2 separate regions of the Mus musculus genome follow, and region 2 is linked to region 1. A link is a loop called in an ENCODE intact Hi-C map of the cell type or tissue named here. Cell type or tissue: gastrocnemius. All regions are shown on one strand. Each heading gives the region's core, and the rest is flanking DNA. Links, peaks and the distances in the headings are about the cores only.

Region 1 (10,764 bases), core at 1,567-9,566:
AAAAATAAAAAACTAGATGTTACCCACACTTGATTTTGGCTGAGCCAGTAGTGACAGCTGTGGAGCGGGCAAAGAGCTTGACAGGTATCGTAGTTTTGACACGGCGAACCAAAGGGACTGTAACACGGGGTCGCTTCACCGGAACTGCCCTGGGCACAGGCACTGGAGAAAGGCGGCCTCGATAATCAAACAGCCTGTGAAGGTAAATAGACCAGAGGCTGCAGCATGGCCTGTGACTACCAGTAGGCACTACAACACTAGCTTTACCTGTGTAGCCTGTGAGGGCCAGGGAGGAATGGTCTTCCAAGAAGCCCTGGTGTGAAAAGGGCTTTCTGGAGCCTGAAGGCTGATGAAATCCTTACTATTCCCACCTTACTCCCAGGCAGGCCAAGAGAAGCGGTGTAGGAACAAACAGCTCAGTGTCAGAAAGGAGCCTGTCCTGAGGTCACTGAGGCCTGCCCTCTACTCACAACTGCCACCATCAGTTTGTAAATCTCACAACAGCATGAGCTTCCACCCTCTGAACCTTGGTTTTCCCAACTACTTAGTGAGGATGGCTATTCACGGTCTACCTGTGTGTACAGTAAGGGTAGAACATGAGAACCTGGTTAAAAACACCTGAGAAGGTTTAACAAGTGAAATCCAGGACACCAGGGAACTGATTACCCAACAGAGAAGCCCAGGACTCCAGACTCTAAGGCCTTTCTTTCCTGTGGACCACTTCAGCACACTTTTTCTTCAGATACAGGCCAAGAACTTAACAGCATTTCAAGGGTGGGCATATAAATTAGATCCAAAGCTTCCAGATTGTGTGTTCTCACGCTAATATCAAAACCTGGCCCTCTCCAGAAGGGCTACTTTTTCTGAATACAAGACAAAAACTTAGAAGACTAAGTAGGAAGCTCTCCCACCAAGTCTGCTATTACCACGGTTCTGAAGGGAACCACAGCCTTGGTCAGGAACTATTTTCTGAATTAGTCATGGTAGCTGCCATCAGTATGAAACTCAAAAAGTCCAATTTTTTGGTGCTCTTTTCAAAGAGTCCTGCAACTGGTGGCAGATGGTGATCAGTCTCTGGGAATGAATGCAATACCTGATCCTGCATTTGACCTGACCCACGAGAGGAGGTGATGACTCTGGCCTTGGTCAGAAATCACAGAACCATAGAATTCCAGAGATACAGGAATCCTGAGAGGTCACTTGGTGTAAGCCTGTCTTACTGACTAGTAGAATGGGAATTTGCCAAAAGCCAGATAATCCATTCACTGGCAGAGTTTAGATTAGCATACAATCTCCTCCCTTCTGGGCTCTAGCACTTTCCACTGTACCACATTATTTACTGAAAACACTCACAGCAGAGAAAATGGTTCAGAAAAATTCTTTTCCCTAGGCTGTCTGAGGGAGAAAGAAGGAAGAAGAGGTCTGACTCAAACTTTACTACAACTTCTAGTCAAGACCTGGTCAGGAGCTGGTATTGTGATTAGTCTTGTAGTCTCTGCACTCAACAGGCAGATGCAGGAGGATAATGAGTTTGAAAACTGTTCTCAGCAAACAAACGTCTCTGGGGCTACATTAAGCCCATAGCTTCAAGGTAAGACTGGGGCTAGAAGACAGATGACAACCTATCAGGGACTAATTCAGGCCTCCAGTGATGACCTCTCAGTAATAAGTAAGGGTCAGACTGAACTATCTGTAGGCTTTCTTTTTGGCTGGGTGATCACTTACAGAGGCTCAGACTAAATAAAGGGCTCAAGAACTACCTGTGAGGCACTGTGCTAGGTTTTGTATTCCAATTGCCCTGTGTGTTCATCTCTTAGCTATATACTTTCCTACTCTACAAGAACTAGGAGGTGCCAAGGCAGTCAAAGTGTGAGACTTAGGTATGATGTCAGAGCTCTGAATGAGACCCTAGTCCTAGCTCTGTCACTGATCTGTGAAGCAACCTTGAAGCAAAGACCCATTCCTACTTCTATGCTTCAGTTCCCAATTGGAGACTTTGTAAGCTATACCAGCAAACTCTCAAGACCCTTCCAGTTTGGCTGTTTAATACCTGGACATGCCCCTTCCCTGCTCACCTGGCACAGAAGTAGTCTTGGTAGTAATCATAGTCAAAGCTGTAGCCACTGGGAAAACAAAGGGAGATGGCTACTCAGCCTACTTCTCCACAGGTCCTCATCTCCAAAAGTCTTCCTAAATTCTAAGCTCAGCACACTGTCACTATCAGCATTTACTCCCTCTGTGAAGAGGGACCACCCGTGCATGCAAACAGACATAGAGCCCCACCTGTAGATGGCAGTTGCTGCTCTCTTTAGCCCCTTGGGTCTATTAGGCTTGGGCTCTCCAGCCATGTTGATGTCTGTGTGAGGGAAGAAACAGAGTTGGAATGCTGATGTGACAGCGGTATGTCCACACATCATCATCATGCCTCCATGTATTTACACAGTGCACACATGGAACTGAGGTAGCCAAAGATCTTCATACATTTAATATTCAAACATCAGAAGAATACTCGGACATCACATGGATATACCCGGTTGCATATTCATATACATTCTGACACATACGTAAGTCTTCACAAACCATATATGCCATATAAATACAAGTTTTCAATTAGGTTAATATAAATTAGGTATATGTGAACACATACACGCATTCATATATACATATCCAGGTAATAAAGTCATTTACATAGATACATCTATACTCAAATATAGTCAGGCTGCCTACAGACAATGAAGCCAATGAATATTCATGAGCATTACACTGAACATCTCTATACCTAGGATAGTGCTTAGCCTGTAAGATCAAGTAATATTCAGTAAAATACACACACACACACACACACAGAGCACATTTGCTTCCATACTCACAAATGTTCTCACACATTCTAAACTTATATGTGCAAAAGTGTATATGCTCACATATTCTCTATACATTCAATCACTTCACATACATCATGTTCACTAGTACATATAGATATCCCTTCTAAAACACAAAGAAATCTGTGAGCATGTGTGGGCACAGACACAGACGGACACAGACACAGACACACACACACAGACGGACACAGACACACACAGACGGACACAGACACAGACACAGACACAGACACACACACACACACACACACACTGTATGGTAGATACCAACACAGTTATTTCACGGGTATGTGATGAATAATGGCAAGAGCAGGTATCTTCCCTTTAGTCTTTGTATTCATAGCTCCTCATAGCTTTCAGAAAGGGTTCTAACCCACATCTTCTGTAGAATGGGTTAACAAGCCATACTAACTCATTTTGTTCCCTTTCTATGGAGAATCTAGATTTTAACTGGAACGATAGAGCTTGTTATTAAGAGACTACAAGACAAGATCAGTGAGTGCACTGCTCAGCCCACATCTGAGAAGCTGCTTCCTGCAATACCCAGGAATTAACACAGAGACCCACAACTGGACAGTGTGAGACTTTGGAGCACTCAGTTCTAAATGGGATGTCTTCATCAAACCACTCCCCTCAAGGCACAGGGATCTACGCAGAAGAGGTGTAAAAGATTATAAGAGTCAGAGGTGATAGATGACTCCAGACAAACAGGGTCTTCTAGACACAACAGGACTAACTGCACATATAAACCCACAGAGGCTGTGGCAGCACACATGGACCTACATAGGTTCAAGCCAACTGGGCCGTAGCACTAAGGGGTTAAGTGGAAAAGGTTCCTTATCCAACCCAAGAAGCTATGTGTAATTGGTATCTCCTGGCAAAAGGAAACGTCAGTTTCTCCAATGCAGTTGTCAGTGATCTATCAACCATACACCAGGACAGGCCCCATGTCCTGGAGCAACTGGCCAACACAAAAATAAATCAATGTTTGCTTGTTTATTTGTTTGTTTGTGAGGAGGGAACTTTTAATTTTTACTTGGCATTTTTGTCTATCTGATTTTTTTGTTTTTATTCATTTAGGTAGATCTAGGACGAGTTAGGGAAGGGAAAAATACTCAAAAAATATTGTATGAAAAAAATTTTAAAGTTAAAATAAAGAGGGGGGAGGGAGGCTATGGAGGCCAGTGGGAAACGTTATCTGTCTAGTCAGCCTGATCCTTGAATCCACATAAAAGTGGAGAGAACCAACTCCATAAAGTTGTCCTCTGACCTCCATACAGGATCACAGTTCACACACACATACACATATGTGTATGCACACTCACTTGTTGTTTGAGACAGGGTTCCTTGTGTAGCCTTGGCTCACCCCGAACTCAGAGAGATATCCACTTGCCCTCCCAAGTGCTGGGATTAAAGGCGTGTGCTATCATGCCCAGAAACACAACTAAAAAGGGGGCTGGAGGCACTGAGAAAGCAAGGTAGCAGAAAAGGAGCTCCTATAACAATCCCCTATTTAACGCTCATTTAAGAATTACTCAATTTATATTTTAAATATAATTTCTATCTGTTGGAAATTTAAAATCTCGGTAGTAGCTACTCAGAGGAAAGATGTTGAGCTTACCCAGGGTCTGTCCAGCCAGCACCCGCCCATTCTCTCCCAGCACAGCTGCCCGGGCATGGCGCTCATTGGCATACTGGACAAAAGCATAGCCTTTGTGCACAGAGCAACCAGCCACTCGGCCGTACTTGGAAAAGATGGTCTCCACATCTGACTTCTTCACCACAGCTGTGTTTAGATTTCCGATGAAGACCCGAGAGTTGATGGACTTAGGGTCATTCTTGTTGGTTACATTGCTGGTCTGAATCTTCAAGGACATGGTGTTCACCTGAAAAGAGAATGAATGCCAATGTGAAACTGGGTTCCCAGGCTAGGCTCAGTTCCGTTCATGGCCCACATCCTTAATGACCTGGACTGCTCCTTGCCTTGCTACACACTCTCATCCCTATGGCACCCATCCCTCTCTGTTCATACATCTTGTTTTCTTGCTACTTTACCAGGAGTTGACAATGGCTGCTAATCTTATACTAGGTGCTTTATAACATTCCTTCATTTGGTACTCTCATAATACCACGTGGGAAAAACCAACATTGGAAGATTATAAGGCTGAGACTCACCAGTCCACTTAATACCCCACTGTAAAATTAATTTTAATAACTTTCTACAGCTTTTTGTTTTGTTCCATCAATGTAGAACCATAGCAAAGAGGATACATGAAAATTTTAAGAGATGCTTGCTAGGGAACAATCCCCTATTATGAAAATTGCTCAGTCTGATCTAAATGTACCTCATCTTACTAACCTAGCCAGTGAAGTCTTCATTGAGCCAGCCATTCTGCAAAAGGTGTGCTTACAGAGGCCTTACCAAGTACTCACTGCAGGCTAAGGGTAGCATATAATACTGAATAAGCCCAAGAACTCATGGGTAAATATAGTTTACTACAGACTCTAGTTAAAAAAAACAAAAACCAAAACCTGGTAGAATTATTAATTTGCTAATATGAGGTACTTAGACATGTTTAAAACTCACTTCTGTCAACTTCATCACTCTGCTTCCTAGAAGTAAAGCCAATTTAAATACTTAAGATAGCGTGTTTATCTCAGGATGGTCTTTAATAATTTATTGGTTATCCACATTATACTGATTTGAAATCTGTTAGGTTTAGAGACGAGTTAGCAACTTGCTCTTGTGTGGGTATATAGATGTAGGTCATGTAGATCAGCAGACAAACTTTGGTACCACTCCTTTGTCTACCTGTCTATTGTTTTGTCTTGTAGGACTGTTTTTCACTGTTCTAACGTCACTAAATAGGCCAACCTGCCTAGCCAGCAAGCCTAACTTTGCCTCCTCCAGCACTGGAATTACAATGCATATCTTAATACCTGACTTTTTAAAATATATGCCCTTAGCCACAATGAAGCACAATTTTAATCCCAGCACTCAGAAGAGGTAGAGTTCAAGGCCAACCTGGCCCACATGTTGAATATCAGATCAGCCTGGGAAATCCTGTCTTTAAAAAAAAAAAAAAGAAATCTGAGACTCCAGGCCCTTACTGACCCTCCCTACAAGTACTCTTCATTCTCTCCATTCTGACAATCAAGCTAGTTAACTCACAAGGCCCCTCTGCAGTATATTTATACCTTGGCATAGCCCCAGGAGAAAGAGAAGAAGGAGATATTAATTCCAGTAGGATTAGCTTGCAGTTTGGACTTGGCATTTGTACCTACTGGCTGTGTTCTGCCTACTGATGCAGGTTTGTACAATTCCAGTATCATCTAACCAAGCAAAATATATTTAAATAAATAAATAAAACCTTTCATCAGCCTGCCTGTTTATTATACTTAATATATATTAAAATATATATTAAGGGGGTGTCAGAGAATTAGGTAAGAATGCAAGCTGAAGAAAACTGTTATCTTTCTGAATGTCTTCTCTGTATGCTACTTTGTAGACAACCTATCTTCAAGTTGGCTGGTTCTCACCAGCTGGTGGCACTGTTTTCAAATAAATCACAAGCTGAACCATGACATCTGATAAGGAAAAGAAACTGCTCCTAGATCTGAGTTTATGATAAACTTGATGGACTGACAGGAGTCAGATGTGTACTATCAAAGCAAGGGGCTCAGAGCTTATCTTGCTGCTACTAAGGAAGAGCTGGTGTGATCTTTAGAACTTGGAAGAGACCGGCTCTTGTTAATAAGTTTACTTTTATACCACAATCACCACCATTTATAAAGCAGTGAGGGACACAAAGAAGATTCATTTGATTACCATGAGCACACACCACATTCTGCACAAGCAACAGGAAATGCTTAACAATCCCTATTTTTCAGTTACAACAGTCCTATCGGATACTGAGTCATTCAAAGGTTCCTTGTCCATCCACAAATAAAAAGCAACTTTTATAAGGGACCTGTGTGACACTAGAAGACTGATCCTGCTCAAAACTATCAAGTTTTAGCCAGAGAGATGCCACTTTGTTTGGTAGGAGAGAGCCATCCAGGCCCAGGGTATGGACTGAGAAAGGAGAGGGAGAGATGATAGTTTGGATATAATGGCAGTAGCTTCGCAATTTATCTGACAGGGACAGGTTAGTTGCAGATCTCCTCAAACTGTTAGGAACCTCTGACACACTAAGGAAGCATTCACTGGTTTGCTGGAGAACAGTCCTTCAGGGTTGGCTCTGTCAACCATCTCTCCTCATCTGAGTTGGGACAATAAATATAAAAGAACTTTGCAAACTGTGGAGGCTTTTACAAGATCAAATATTAGTATAACTGTATGTTTGTCTATTCTACTAATACCACCACCAATGAGACCATTCTAGAGTTGTGATCAGAATAGAACACATTCTTAGGACACCAAAGAGTCAACCATGTCACCCTGTTCTCATCTCTAGAGATGACACAGGAAGTAGCATGTGACTGCTAAGTAGAACATGCTCTGGTATCCAAACCCCAAACTTCCAGTCTGTATCCTCCCAGTTGATTTTTAAGTCTTGTATAATGCTGTGGCATGCAGGCTGCATGTTATTCTGTAGATTCCCTACACCCAAGAGGTCAAATGTCTAGAGAGTTGAATGGTACTACAGAAGTGTGTGCCATATTACCTAGCTTCCAGGCCTAGTTTTCCAAATGTCCACCTTCACAAACCAACCATCCCCAGCTTAAAAAACACCCCTATTTTATGCTTTCCCCCCCTTTATCTCCTTTCCACTATTTTGGGGGGGAGGGAGAGGGGAGGTGAGAACAGGGTTTCTCTGTACAGCCCTGGCTGTCCTGGCATTCTGTAGACCAGGCTGGCCTTGAACTCAAAAATCCACCTGCCTCTGCCTTCCAAGTGCGAGGATTAAAGGCGTGTGCCACCACTGCCCAGCTCCTTTCCGCTTTTTAAAAAGACAAAATAGCATGCCTTCAACTTGCTATATAGCCCAGAATGACCTCATCACAAGTACTGGACTACCACATCTAGACTCTTTCTGGGAATCCTAAAATATCAATATAGTTTTCAGCAAACAACTACCTAACTTGATAGTCAAGGAGACTTGACATTCTACAATCAAGACTAATCTGCTGTAAACCTGACTCTGGCTTCCAACCCTGCCTCTAGCATTTAAACCTGCCCACGACTGGACCTGTTCCTTGTTCATCTGCAAGGAGGAGTTGCTACTCTTGGTCTTGTTGCACCAATGCTGCTTAGTTTTAGCCAGTCCTGATGGGTTATTTCTGGTTCTGTTCTCCTCCCTTTGCCCTTAGATAGCCCTGGGACAGCAAGCAGTAAGTAGCTGTCAGTGATATGGGACTATCTCTGGTGAAAGCCAAGCAATCAGTCAGATCAGTATCTAAGGACTCCTTAGTTCAGAGATCCTGGTTACCAGGCAGCCATGGATGACAGAACATCTATTAATCTCATTAAACTCATCAGGCCCCCACTCATTAACACTGCTCAAATGATCATTACTGGCCAGACAGGCCTAATTTCCCAAGTAGTACTGACAATCTCCACTCCCAAGAGAAACCCCAGCTCTCAGTTACCCAAACACAGAAGCGCAGGCTGAACTGGCTACAGTACAGAGCCATGAGGCTCTACTTTGGCTTGTCTGTTCATGTGACCCAAACAAATCATGCCATTTCTACAAACAATAACACCCTTATTCTGAAAACAGAAAGCATCTCCCTAATTATCTTTTCAGACCTGCCTTGTCATCAAATAGGCTAATCGATGTGAAAGTGCTCCATTGCATCTGTAACAAACTATTCAAAAGATACAGGATTATACCATTTCTATTACTGCCCAATTTCTATACCTCATATTTAACAACCATTATTGAGTGTTCCCCATGCTGACCTTGCTGAGGAAAAAAAATAGTACTCTGTTTGTCAGGAAGCCCTCTTGCACCAAGTATGGTGGCACATGCCCTTAATCTCAGCAGTAGCTGAGGTCAGAGTAGTTTACACAGTGAGTTCCGGGCCAGCCAGGGCTACATAGTGAGACCCTGTCTCAAAAACTAAAAGTCTTTTTTTCTTGGAACCTAGCTTTTGATTGTTAGTTTTGTTTTTCCTCAAAACAAAGACAAAATAAAATGAAATAGACCAACATAAACTTTTGAGTTAGGTAGAATTGAGTTCCAAAGCTAGTCCTGTCAACTTGTAGGCTTGGCCGTGTCCCTCACACTTATTAGGCTTCAAAATCCTCAATGGTGAAGCTATTCTTCTATGGCCAGAGAGAGTACCCAGGAAGCCAGTGAGATGGCCCAGCTGGTAAAGACACATGCCACCAAGCCTGAAGACCTATGCTTGTTATATCTATAGGACATTTACAAGAGAACCATTTCTGGCCTGCTGTTCTGACATCCACATGTGCACCCACAGACAGACAGACTGACTGACTACATACATACATACATACATACATACATACATACATACATGGAATTTTTAAAGAAATTTAAGTCAGAGGTTGGAAAGATAGCTCAGTAGTTAAGAACACTGGCTGCTCTTCCAGAGGACCAGGATTCACTTCCCAGCATCCACATGGCAACTCACACCTGTCTATAACTAGTTCTAGGGTTTCCAGTACCCTTCCACAGACATACATGCAGGTAAAATCACCAATGAACATAAAATAAAAATTATATATTTTTTAAAAGTTTAAGTATAAAATATTAGGTCAGGCCTGGTGATACACATCTTTAATTTTCAGCACTCTAGAAGCAGAAGCAGGCAGAACTCTGTGAGTTAAAGGTAAGCCCAGTGTGATAGCCATTCCTAGTTGTCAATCTGACTGTATCTAGATAAAGCCCAAGCAGCTGGGCACTGAGGGATTTCTCTTCTGTTTTCGTTCTTTCTTCTTCTCCTCCTCCTTTTTTTTTTTCCTTTTTTTGGGGGATGGGATAATGGTTCAAGACAGGGTATCTTTGTGTAGCCCTGGCTGTCCTGGACTTGTTTTATAGACCAGGCTGGGCTCGAACTCAGAAATCAGTCTGTCTGCCTCTACCTCCCAAGTTTTAAGATTAAAGGCATGCAATACCACACCTGGCCTGGGGATTTTTCTTAATTAAATCATCTTAACTGGGAAGACCCACTTCTAATCTGAATCTCTGAGGTGGAAAAATAGACCTTCAATCCAGATCTTCTGAGATTAGAAGATCCACCTTTAATCTGGGTCACACCTTCTGCTGGCAACCTACATAAAAGACATGAAAGAAAGCTCACTCTCTTTGCCTGCTCTCACTTCTGCTAGCAAGTCCATTCCTTCACTGCATCAGATCCTACCTCTTTGGGATTCCAGTGTATACTGAGGACCAGCTGAGACATCCTGCCTCACAGACTGAACAACTACTAGATTCTTGGGACCTTCTGTTCAAGACAGCCATTGTTGGATTAGCTGGACAACACCCTTTAAGTCATTCTAATAAATACCCTTTCTGTAAAATATAGAGAGATTCATTCTGTAAGTTCTATTCCTCTACAGAACCCAAATATACTTCGTCTATACAGCAAGTTCCAGGACAGTCAGGTCTACGTTAAGAGACCCTGTCTCAAAATACTACCTAAATAAATAATAAAAGAAATTTAAAAAAGGAAATAAAAGTTAAATATTAACCAGTCTAATGTCAAGTGCTGGTAGGTATTAAGAAAAAGAATGTTGCCATGTGGTGGTGATCCATGCCTTTAATCCCAGCACTCCAGAAAGCAGAAGGCAGGCAGATCTCTTGAGTTCCAGTCTACAGATGACGTTCCACAACAGCCAGGTTACACAGAGAAACCCTGTTTCAAGTAATAACAACAACAAAAAGAGAAAAGGAAAAGGAATGAAGGGGGTGGG
Region 2 (10,764 bases), core at 929-8,928, 91 kb after region 1:
ATGCCTATATCCATATGAGAATCTGGACACATGCAGTTTTGTTAACAACGGTTCAAAAGTTATTACGTGTGTGTGTGTGTGTGTGTGTGTGTGTGTGTGTGTGTGTGTGTTTATTGAGGGCTTTCATAAACAAGAGTGTGCTGTGGTGTGTGTGGAGGTCAGAAGACAATAGGCAAGATGAGTTCAGGAAATCAAATTCAGGTCACCAGATTTGATAGCAAGTACCTTTATCCACTGAGCCATCTCAAGGGCCCAGTAGCCTAAAACTTCAATGGGTGACTAATTTAAAAAGCTACAGAATAGCCATACCATGGCAGACAAGTTCTCCATAAAAAGAAATGTGCATGCTCTCTCCACCAGACAAGCAAGATGCCCAAAGGAAAGAAGGCCAAGGGGAAGAAGGTGGCCCCAGCCCCCACCATTGTCAAGAAACAGGAGGCCAAAAAGGTGGTCAATCCTTTGTTTGAGAAAAGAACTTTGGCATTGGGCAGGACATCCAGCCCAAAAGAGATCTGACACACTTTGTCAAATGGCCCTGCTACATCAACCTGCAGCAGCAAAGAGCCATCCTGTATAAGCAGCTCGGAGTACCTCCTGCCATTAACCAGTTCACCCAGGCCCTGGACAGACAAACAGCTACTCAGCTGCTTAAGCTTGCCCATAAGCAAGAGAAGAAGCAAAGGCTACTGGCCCGTGCTGAGAAGAAAGCTGCAGGCAAAGGGGATGTCCCAACTAAGAGACCACCTGTCCTCCGAGCAGGAGTCAATACCAACACCACCTTGGTGGAGAACAAGAAGGCTCAGCTGGTGGTGATTGCCCATGATGTAGATCCCTCTGAGCCAGTGGTTTTCCTGCCTGCCCTGTGTCGAAAGATGGGGGTGCCCTACTGCATCATCAAGGGAAAGGCCAGGCTGGGACACCTGGTCCACAGGAAAACATTCACCACTGTTGCCTTCACACAGGTTAACTCGGAAGACAAGGGCGCTCTGGCTAAGTTGGTGGAATCTATTAGGACCAATTATAATGACAGATATGACAAGATCCGTCACCACTGGGGAGGCAACGTCCTGGGTTCTAAGTCTGTGGCTCGCGTTGCCAAGCTGGAGAAGGTAAAGGCTAAAGAACTCGCCACTAAACTGGGTTAAATGTACACTAAGTTTTCTGTACATAAATATAATTACAAAATTAAAAAAAGAAAAAGAAAAAAGAACTATGTAAGAACCTGGCTGAACTGCCTGAGAACTCCACTTAGTTAAAAAGTCAATCCTAGCGGCTGGAGAGATGGCTCAGGGGCTGGGCATTTGCTGCATCATCGTGAGGATTAGAGTTCAGATCCCAGCACCCAAGGAACAAGCCGGGCATTTCTATGCTTGGCTGGAACCCCAGATCCAAAACTGGGCAGAGGAGACAGAGAGAGACTGCTGCATCTTGATGGTTTCCAGCCTAGCCGGAAAACGAGAGCACTGGGCTCAGGGAGAAATCCTGTTTGAAAGGAGCAGGCAGGAAATGATGGAGGAGGAACCCCCATGTCCTCCCTCTTCCAGCCACCCCTGTGTATGCGTACAGCTGTGCATAGCTGTGCACCTGCATATAGATCCACCCCACCCCCACACACGTAAGAAATAAATATAAATGAAAAGGGGAAGTCAATCCCAGAGGATCATGTGCTGCTGTGTTATTCCATCTGTAGAATATTGTTCACATGACAAAATTACAGGGCTGGGGAAGAGAGCTTGGTGTAGGTGGCACACACCTGTCATTTCAGCACTTGGCAGAGGTAGAAGGCTCGCAAGTGTGAGGTCAGCCTGGGCTGTGGATTAGAGGTTAGCCAGTGTTATAGTGAGACCCTGTCTTTGAAAACCAAAAGCAAATAAACAAGAGAGAGATGGAGGGAAGGGGAGAGGGAGGGGGAGGGGAGGGGGAGAGCAAAGCCGGGCAGTGGTGGTGTGCATGCCTTTCGTTGGGAAGCAGAGGCACTTGGATCTCTGAGTTTAAGGCCAGCCTGGTCTATGGAGCCAGTTCTAGGACAGGCAGGGTTACAAGGAGAAACCCTGTCTCAAATCAGATAAACAAACAATAACAAAAAACTCAAAGAAACAAAAAAGAAAGAAAGAAATATAGAACATATCAGTAGCTTCCAGGTCGTCGAAAGGGAAGAGGAGGTAGGAGAAAGAGAGGAGAGGACGTTGACTCTGGCATAAAATGGCAATACACGAGATCCTTGTGAGGGTTGGGGAGGGGGTACTTTAGTGACAGAGCACATGCCTGGCATGTGTAAGCCCCTGAGTACAAGTTTCAGCACCTACACACACACACACACACACACACACACACACACAGCTAACAAAAGGAGGAGGGAGGAAGGAATTTTTTTTCAAGAATGTGGGGTATTTCTATACAAGGAATGCACAGAAAAGTCTAAGAGAGGGCTGGAGAGATGGCTCAGTGGTTAAGAGCACCGACTGTTCTTCCAAAGGTCCTGAGTTCAAATCCCAGCAACCACATGGTGGCTCACAACCATCCGTAATGAGATCTGACGCCCTCTTCTGGTGCATCTGAAGACAGCTACAGTGTACTTAGATATAATAATAAATAAATCTTAAAAAAAAAAGTCTAAGAGAACACAAAGAAACTAATTAAAGTAATTTTTTGCTGGACATAATATTGAACGTCTTTAATCCAAGTGTGGAGGCAGAGGCAGGAGTTCAAGGCCAGCCTGATCTACATAGTGAGTTTCAGGACAACCAAAGCTACATAATGAAAAAAAAATTGTCTTAGTTAGGGTCTTATTACTGTGAAGAGACATGACCAATACAACTCTTTTGTTTGTTTGTTTGTTTTTGTTTTTTTGAGACAGGGTTTCTCTGTATAGCCCTGGCTGTCCTGGAACGCTGTAGAACAGGCTGGCCTCAAACTCAGAAATCTACCTGCCTCTGCCTCCCAAGTGCTGGGATTAAAGGCATGTGCCACCACACCCGGCCCTTACCAACACAACTCTTATAAAGGACAATATTTAATTGGGGCTGGCTTACAGCTGCAGGGGTTCAGTCCATTATCATCATGAGCATGGCAGCCTGCAGGCACACATGGTGTTAGAGAAGGAGCTGAGAGTTCTATATCTCGATCTGAGGGCAGCCAGGAGGAGGTTCGGCTTCCACGGGCCTCCACAGTAACACACTTCCTCTAACAAGGCCACACCTCCTTCAATAAGGCCACACTTCCCATGGACCGATCATATTCAAACCAACACCACAATCAAACAATCAGTCAATCAATCATCAATCAATCAATCAAGCGATTTCTTGAAGAGGAGCTAGGGGCTGGGGATATGTCAGTAGAGTGCTTGCTAGCCTGTGCAAAGCCCTGATCTGGATTCCCAGCACCTTGAGGAACCAAGAAGATCATCTCAATTACAGAGTGGGTTCCAGGCTAGCCTAGGCTACAGGAGACCCTATCTTTTTTTTTTTTAAAGATTTATTTATTTATTATATGTAAGTACACTGTAGCTGTCTTCAGACACTCCAGAAGAGGGAGTCAGATCTCGTTACAGATGGTTGTGAGCCACCATGTGGTCGCTGGGATTTGAACTCTAGACCTTCGGAAGAGCAGTCGGGTGCTCTAACCCACTGAGCCATCTCACCAGCCCCAGGAGACCCTATCTTAAGAAAACAAAAACCACAACAGTAAAAAATGGAGGGCTGAGCCGGGCGTGGTGGCACACGCCTTTAATCCCAGCACTCCGGAGGCAGAGGCAGGCAGATTTCTGAGTTCGAGGCCAGCCTGGTCTACAGAGTGAGTTCCAGGACATCCAGGGCTACACAGAGAAACCCTGTCTAAAAAACAAACAAAAAATTAAAAACCCACCACCAACAACAAAAACAAAAAAACAAAAATGGAGGGCTGAAGAGATGGCTCAGTGGTTAAGAGCACTGACTGCTCTTCCAGATGTCCTGAGTTCAATTCCCAGCAACCACATGGTGGCTCACAACCATCTGTAATGAGATCCGATGCCCTCTTCTGGTGTGGCTGAAAATAGTGACAGTGTACTCATATACATATAATAAATAAATAAATCTTTAAAAAAGATTTATTAGAAGAAGAAGGACAAGGAGGAGGAGGAGGAGAAGGAGGAGGAGGAGGAGAAGTAAGAGAAGAAGAAGAAAAAGAAGAAGAAGAAGAAGAAGAAGAAGAAGAAGAAGAAGAAGAAGAAGAAGAAGAAGAAGAAGAAGAAGGCGACAAGTGGGTGAGCCAGTTCTCTTCTCTCCTTCCACATGGGTTTGGATATTTAACTCCAGTATTCAGGGTGGCACATCAATAACACATCTCCCTAGTCCCGACCCCACTTTCCTGAGTCAGTAGTTCATGTTATCCAAGCTGGGCAGCAGCCTTGGCCTCTGGAGTAGGTGCGCTCACAGGCACGGCCCACCACGGCTGGCTGCAGCTTCTAACTCTCTACACCTAAATTCAAGTTCCTTCTCTTTTCTGAGAGCGTCTGAAGCGGTCCCTTCCCTGGAGGCCGGCACAGCTGCTGGGTCAGGCTTCCCCAAGCACTTCCTCTAACTCCCATTTGATGACTTGCAGTGTTGGCACACACTCAGATGATCCTTTAATTAACTGTTATAAATATACATGCTACTCCATTTATGATGGGGTTGTGACCCAACAAACCCGTCGTAAAGTCAAAGAATCACCAGTCCTCTGGAATTAGCTGAGTGGCCATTTGTATAACATCATCTTCCCCACTAGCCTGCCAGGTCCAAGAGTGAAAGGTCAGAGCCTGTGTCTGTCATATAAGCTCATTGGCAGAGACAGTAGCTAGGTTCCCAGGACTCTCTAAAGAACCTGGGAAGTGTGTGTGTGTGTGTGTGTGTGAGTGTGTGTGTGAGGGGGGAGGGGGAGGGTGTGTGTGTGTGTGTGTGTGTGTGTGTGTGTGCGCGCGCGCGCAGGTCAAAGGTTAACCTTGGGTATCCTTCCTCAGGGGCTCTTCACCTTGTTTTTGAAATGTTCTTTCACTAGAACCTGGGACTCATCATTATCTAGGCTGGGCAGGCAGTGAGTTCCAGGAATCCTCCTGTCTCCACCTCCTCAGTGCTGGGGTTACAAACATATCACCATGCCCAGCTTTTTGGATGGGAGTTAGTCCTTATGCGTACATGGCTGGCCCTCTACCAAACAAAGCTTCTCTCCAGCCCCAGCCAGGGACCCTGAGCACCCAATAGCTCAGAGTGTTCGTCCTGGGCAGAAACCAATTGACTCACAGCTCCCAAAGCTGGGAAATTGAAATGAAGGCGCTGACAGAATGGGTGTCTGAGGAAGGCTGTTTTGTCCTTCCAGGACAGCACCTTGTTGCTGCCACCTGGAGGGACACTTGGAAGAGGCACTCTTGAGCCCTTACAGGGCAGACAAGATAGAGAGGATGAGCCTGCTCACTCAAGCTTTTTAAGTGGGACCTCTGGAAGGCCCCAGCAATCCAGCTGTCCTCACTTCCTTCCCCAGAACCGGGGTTTTGTTTTGATTTTTGTTTTGTTTTAAGCATGGACTCTGAGAATCCAATTCATGACCTTGTGCTTGCAAGACAAATGCTTTAACCAGTTGAGCCATCCCCACCCCCAGCCCTGTTCTTGGTGGTCTTTTGGTTTGGTTTGATTTCATTGATTTTTTTGTTTGTTTGTTTTTTTGTTTTGTTTTGTTTTGTTTTGTTTTAGATGAAGTTTTGCCATGTAAACTTACCATATAAATCAGATTGGCATCAAACTTGTGGCAATCCTCCTGAGAGCTGAGATTACAAGTGTGGGCCACCATGCCTGGCTGTGTGTGGCCTTTTCTACAGAAGTCTTGCTAATATAGACCGGGAGCTCTGGGAGTCTAAGCCAACAGTTGTCAGAGCTAAGCCCCATTAGTGTGGTCCGAGACCATGGGAGAATCTGGAGTTGCATGTCCACCAATCACTATGTCTAAAGAAACTACAATTAAATAAAAACTCAGGGTCTTCTATCAAGCTAGCCATATTCAAATATTCACTAGCCCCTTGTGGCAAGAAGGGCTCTTATACTGGACAGCATAGAATTATAAAATATTTCCGTTAGCACAGAAAGTCCTATTGGATATCACTGGACTAACGAATAACCCTTACTGCCTCCTTGTTAGGAGATACATAGTCCGTTGAAGCATTACAGAGGGTAACTTTAAGCTCCATCAGTCATTTGCTCTGTGACCTTGAACTAGTTACTTCGCTTCTCTTATGCCTTCAAGGACAATCATACATCCATCTTATCAGGTTGCTATGGGGATTCAATGAGAATACATGTCAAAACACTTAGAATTCCACCTTGTCCTCAGTAAGTGTTTTTATTTAAGCCCTCAGTTAGATGGATGCTATTATGATCCTCACTTGCAGAGATGCAAACTGAAATCAGAAAGCTGGAAAAACGTAGCCAAAGTCACACAATAATAAAGTGGCCAAGTTGGCTTTGAATTCCAAACCCCATGACTTTGTAGACGACTTGAGGGATGAGCATGGGTCTGCTCCAAGGCCCAGGAAAAGGAACTTGGTTTTGTTCCATAGCTCCCTGGGCCAGGCGGATACCTGGAAACCCTGCTGGGAGCTCGGAGCACTTGACTGACAGACATGGTGTCCCCAACAGCATCCACTTCTACCCTGCTATCAGCTGGCATCCATCAGAAAACCTCCTCCTCCCCGTCACCCTGGATGAGATTCTGGACCCAGAGCTCTGTGCAAATAGAACATGAATTCTGCTGACAGGGTAATAATAAGGCCCCTAAATCAGCGCCTGAACTTTCTGCTTTACATATATTACTCAAATTACATGTCAGGGATTAATACACATTATAAACCAGTTGTGCTGCTGACATATTTCTCTCAGAATGTCTCTCTCGGGTGCCTCCTAGACCTGCTAGTGGTGTTAATCACAGGGTCTCCCCACCCTGCTTAGGCCTGGGTGGGGCAGCCCAGATAACAGGAGTGCTAGAGAGTGTTACAGGAGAAGGAGAACAGTGGTGGGCCCAAAGCTGGTGTGCCAGCCTTGGATCAGGCCAGCTTGGTTGCGTTCCAAAACCACTCCCATATTTTTTTTCTGCTGCACAAGCCATAGGTTTCAAACTGAGATCCAATCACTTCTTGTCCTGTGGCTCCAATCCAGTGCAGGCTGAGGTCTTCAGTACTTGGCTAGGGTCAGGCTCGGAAGTCTGCATTCATAGGGGGCCTCAGAGGCTAATGGTGGCCTATTCTGACGCCATTCTCTCTTTGTCTCCAATTAACAGAAACCTGATACTGTTTGGGTCTGTCATGTAACGATCTAAAGAGATCCCATTCTCATTTCCTTTGTGACTAGGTATTGATGTGGGAAGCAGCTCTGGCCGGTGAGATGGAAAAAGAAATATGCTGGAATTTCTGGGAAACCTTCGCGTCAGAATCACGTCTTACCACATTCTTTTCTCCCTGTCTAGAACATAATCATGATGGTCATAGTTGTAGCTATCCTGCAACCAATAAGGCAAAGTCTTCCATGTTAAGAAAAGACGAGGGAAGCCTGAGATCCTGTAGATAAACTTAATCTGTGTCCAAACCCTGGTCTTCATACCTCTGGACATGCAGAAGTAAGATGAGTCTGAGCCCTCTCTTTGCTTTTTTATTTTTTTTTTCGAGGCAGGGTTTCTCTGTGTAACCCTGGCTCTCCTGGAACTCACTCTGTAGACCAGGCTGGCCTCGAACGCAGAAATCCGCCTGCCTCTGCCTCCCAAGTGCTGGGATTAAAGGCATGCACCACCACTGCCTGGCATCTAAGCCCCTCTTAAGCTGGCAGTTACTGGGGCTCATTGACATCCTGAAGCCTTGCTCCCAGTGCACCTGGCATTCACAGAGAAGCAACTGTTGGGGCATGACCGCAGTTCTTACCTCTCTTCTCTGCAGTATGCCTTGGACCACACTCCTGAGTTGGGGAATGTCTACCACACTCTATGCTGGCTAGGCAGGGGGCGTGGCTATCGCTTCCTGTGCTGATGAAATGGACCCAACCTAACCAGGCTGTTGCCTGACAATTTAAAGTGAACCTAGAGACCCACATGAAGAAACACAAACTGACCTCTGCAGCCTGTTCTGACTTCAGTATGGTGTGTGCATAGCTTTTTGTAAAGCTTTCTATAAAGATCCGAGTTTCTGGCTTTGCTTGAAATAGTGTACGAAGCCTGGCATCACTGAGATCACAGTCCACTTGGCAGTAAATGGATGTTGCTGAGCAGTGGCTTCCCCCATGAGACAGATGTGGCTCTCACACTCTCTCTAGCTCCCACCTTGTGCCAGTGTGTTTGTGTACACGGCTCGCCAGCACTTGTCCCTGATGCTTGCCTGACTCCTGCTGGTATTTGAGTTGATGTTGCCTGTTCTAAGTAGGCTCCATAAGGCCTTTGAATCATGATGATGGTGATGATAATGGTGTGTATAAAGATAATAGAAGCTGTTATTGATGGTTACGAGGAGCCAGGCTGCTTAGTGAGGGCTCCACCCACAAGTTTCCTTACCCAGTCCTCAAAACAAGATCTCTCCCACTGGACAAATAAGGAGATGAGAGTTCACTGAGGTGCAGTAACTTGAATTCCAACTTCACAGTTAGAAAGCTTTTCAGACGGGATTTAGATCCATTAGAGTGGATGCCTCCTAATTCAGTGTGCACAGCCTTCCTGTGAATAAAGACTTATCTGTTCAGGTGGAGCAGACATGCAGGATGGTGGACTCAGGGGGCATTCAGCCTGGGGTAAATGAGACCCTGTCCCCAATGCACAGCTGGAAAATAACAGTACAGGTACATAGAGGAGACAGGTACAGAGGGAAAACTGAGGAAGGACCAGAGAGGGAGGCAGGGATGAAGCCTGACTATAGTACACATCTAGGGTAGGAAACCTCCTCCAGCTGGGACTCATAAATGCAAGTGATAAGCTGACTTGAATCTAAGCAGAATAGGAAACTACAGAGTTTGAACCTGCTAGGAGGCAAAGGAATTTGAGCCTGGATACTGATGGCAGAAACACAGGGACCCGTGACCTAGGATGCTAGAATCCTCATCAGGCCTCTGTAAGGGTTCCTCAGAGCTGATCTTAAGGAACAGTCACTGTTCCTACTGCCTGGCTTATCCCTAGAGACAGGGACCACCTCCTCAATATCCCTGTGTCTTTGTGTCTCTGATTCTAAGTCTAGTTAGTGCCTCTGGTTGACAGAGCTTGGGTCATATATCCAAAACCTAGCTGCAAGGGAGGCCAGCACATACACATTCTACATGGGAGCAAGCTCTAATTTCCACCAAGACTGGGAGGAATGTCTCCAGACAAGAGGATGAGAATCGAAAGGTGTGTATCAAGGAGGAACAATAATCCCTGAAAATTCACAGGTGCCCTTTTCAAGACACTGGCTCACGTGGTTGCTACTGAGTCTCCTCAGGAAGGAGATGATGCTGGAATGGAGCCATCAAGGCACATGTTAAGGTGGAGGAAGGATTTAGGGAATCCATCAGTGCTGTGAAGCCACCCAAGAGGTTGCAACATTTGAGGGAAGGAGGAAGACTACAGGGCCAAGACAAAATGATGCTTATGGAGCTATGAAAATAACTGACAAGGAAGAAGAGCCTCTTCCAGGAAATAAACCTCATTTCTCCATTTCACTCCTTCTTAGACCCCACAAGTCTTCCTCAGGACAACAAAAAGTCAGAGAGCAAGAATCCTAGTGACATCTCCCATAAAGGTAAGTCCCTGGGCATGGTGCTACCTGGTGCAGAGGCTGAGAGCAGTGATCAAGAGCTAAGCAGATGGGTAGGATCTAATCACTCAAGCACTCCAGATGGGATTGTCCGAGTTGTTCCTGGCCCAGGCATGTGAGTTCTCTTGATCACCCCCACACCACTGTCCTAGCTTCCTTCTGTTGCTCTGATAAGATGCTTCGAGCAAAATCAACTTAGAGGGGAAAGGGCTTATTTGTCTTACAAATTTGTCTTACAGTTTTGGGTCACAGTCTGTTACTGTGAAGGGCAGTCAGAACAAAGCCCCAAGCCTTTGGAGTAAGGAAACCTGGCGGAGCTTTGCTCCTTGGCTTACTCCCAGGCTCGTGTTTAACCAGCTTCTGTTCATATAGCCCAGTCCCACCTGTGGAGGGGACCCGACATCAGGCTGGACTCTACTACATCAACCAACAGTCAAGACATTCCCCCATAGACATGCCCATAGGCTAGTCTGAGCTAGGCCATTCTTCAATGGAGAGCCCCCTCTCAGATGACTCTGGGCCGTGTCAAGTTGACAGTTAAACCCCTCACTGGCTCCTTCTCCTGAAATCACCTCTTTGTCTTGCCCTCACAGTTTGACCCTCTGACAGACTCCATGTGAAGTTCAAAGCCTGGTCTTTCCAAAGCGCTGGGCCTTTTCTATGTTCACAAGGATTCCGTGTTTTTGGAATATTTGTCTCTCTCACAGGTTGGTCTATTTGCCCTCTCACAGGCTAATCTGTCAGTCAAACTCCTTACCAGCTTGCCCCAGGCCCTGTGGGGTGAGCCTGGCCCCAATCTTGATTTTTTTTTTTTTTTTTTTTGAGACAGGGTTTCTCTGGATAGCCCTGGCTGTCCTGGAACTCACTTTGTAGACCAGGCTGGCCTCGAACTCAGAAATCCACCTACCTCTGCCTCCCGAGTGCTGGGATTAAAGCGCGTGCGCCACCACACCCGGCTCTCTATGACTTCTTAACCTGGCTTGAAACTATTCTTGCCT

Evidence for each region. Peaks named below come from ENCODE experiments on the same cell type or tissue, not always from the same donor. Only the 100,000 strongest peaks of a DNase experiment are listed, where the experiment ranks them.
Region 2: a loop joins it to region 1, with 2.2 times the contacts of the local background. A loop is called at or near these places in 3 of 42 quality-filtered maps.

Annotation. Positions count from the first base shown.
Region 1 is chr2:154,851,270-154,862,033 of GRCm38, reverse strand. Raly (hnRNP-associated with lethal yellow) reads right to left here. Exons shown (of 8, transcript NM_001139511.1): 2 at 4,501-4,765; 3 at 2,284-2,356; 4 at 28-194. The coding sequence starts at 4,756. Among named protein-coding and RNA genes, the nearest start is that of Eif2s2, 36 kb to the left of the region's middle. In gastrocnemius, for the core only: a CTCF peak has its summit at 6,416 (motif pointing right); a DNase peak (open chromatin) is centred at 6,426.
Region 2 is chr2:154,759,636-154,770,399 of GRCm38, reverse strand. It overlaps Gm38598 (a long non-coding RNA gene), which reads right to left. Exons shown (of 4, transcript XR_866881.2): 2 at 10,674-10,764. It also overlaps the pseudogene Gm14214. Among named protein-coding and RNA genes, the nearest start is that of Gm38598, 16 kb to the right of the region's middle. In gastrocnemius, for the core only: a CTCF peak has its summit at 5,367 (motif pointing left); no DNase peak of the experiment used is centred there; H3K27ac peaks cover 428 bases.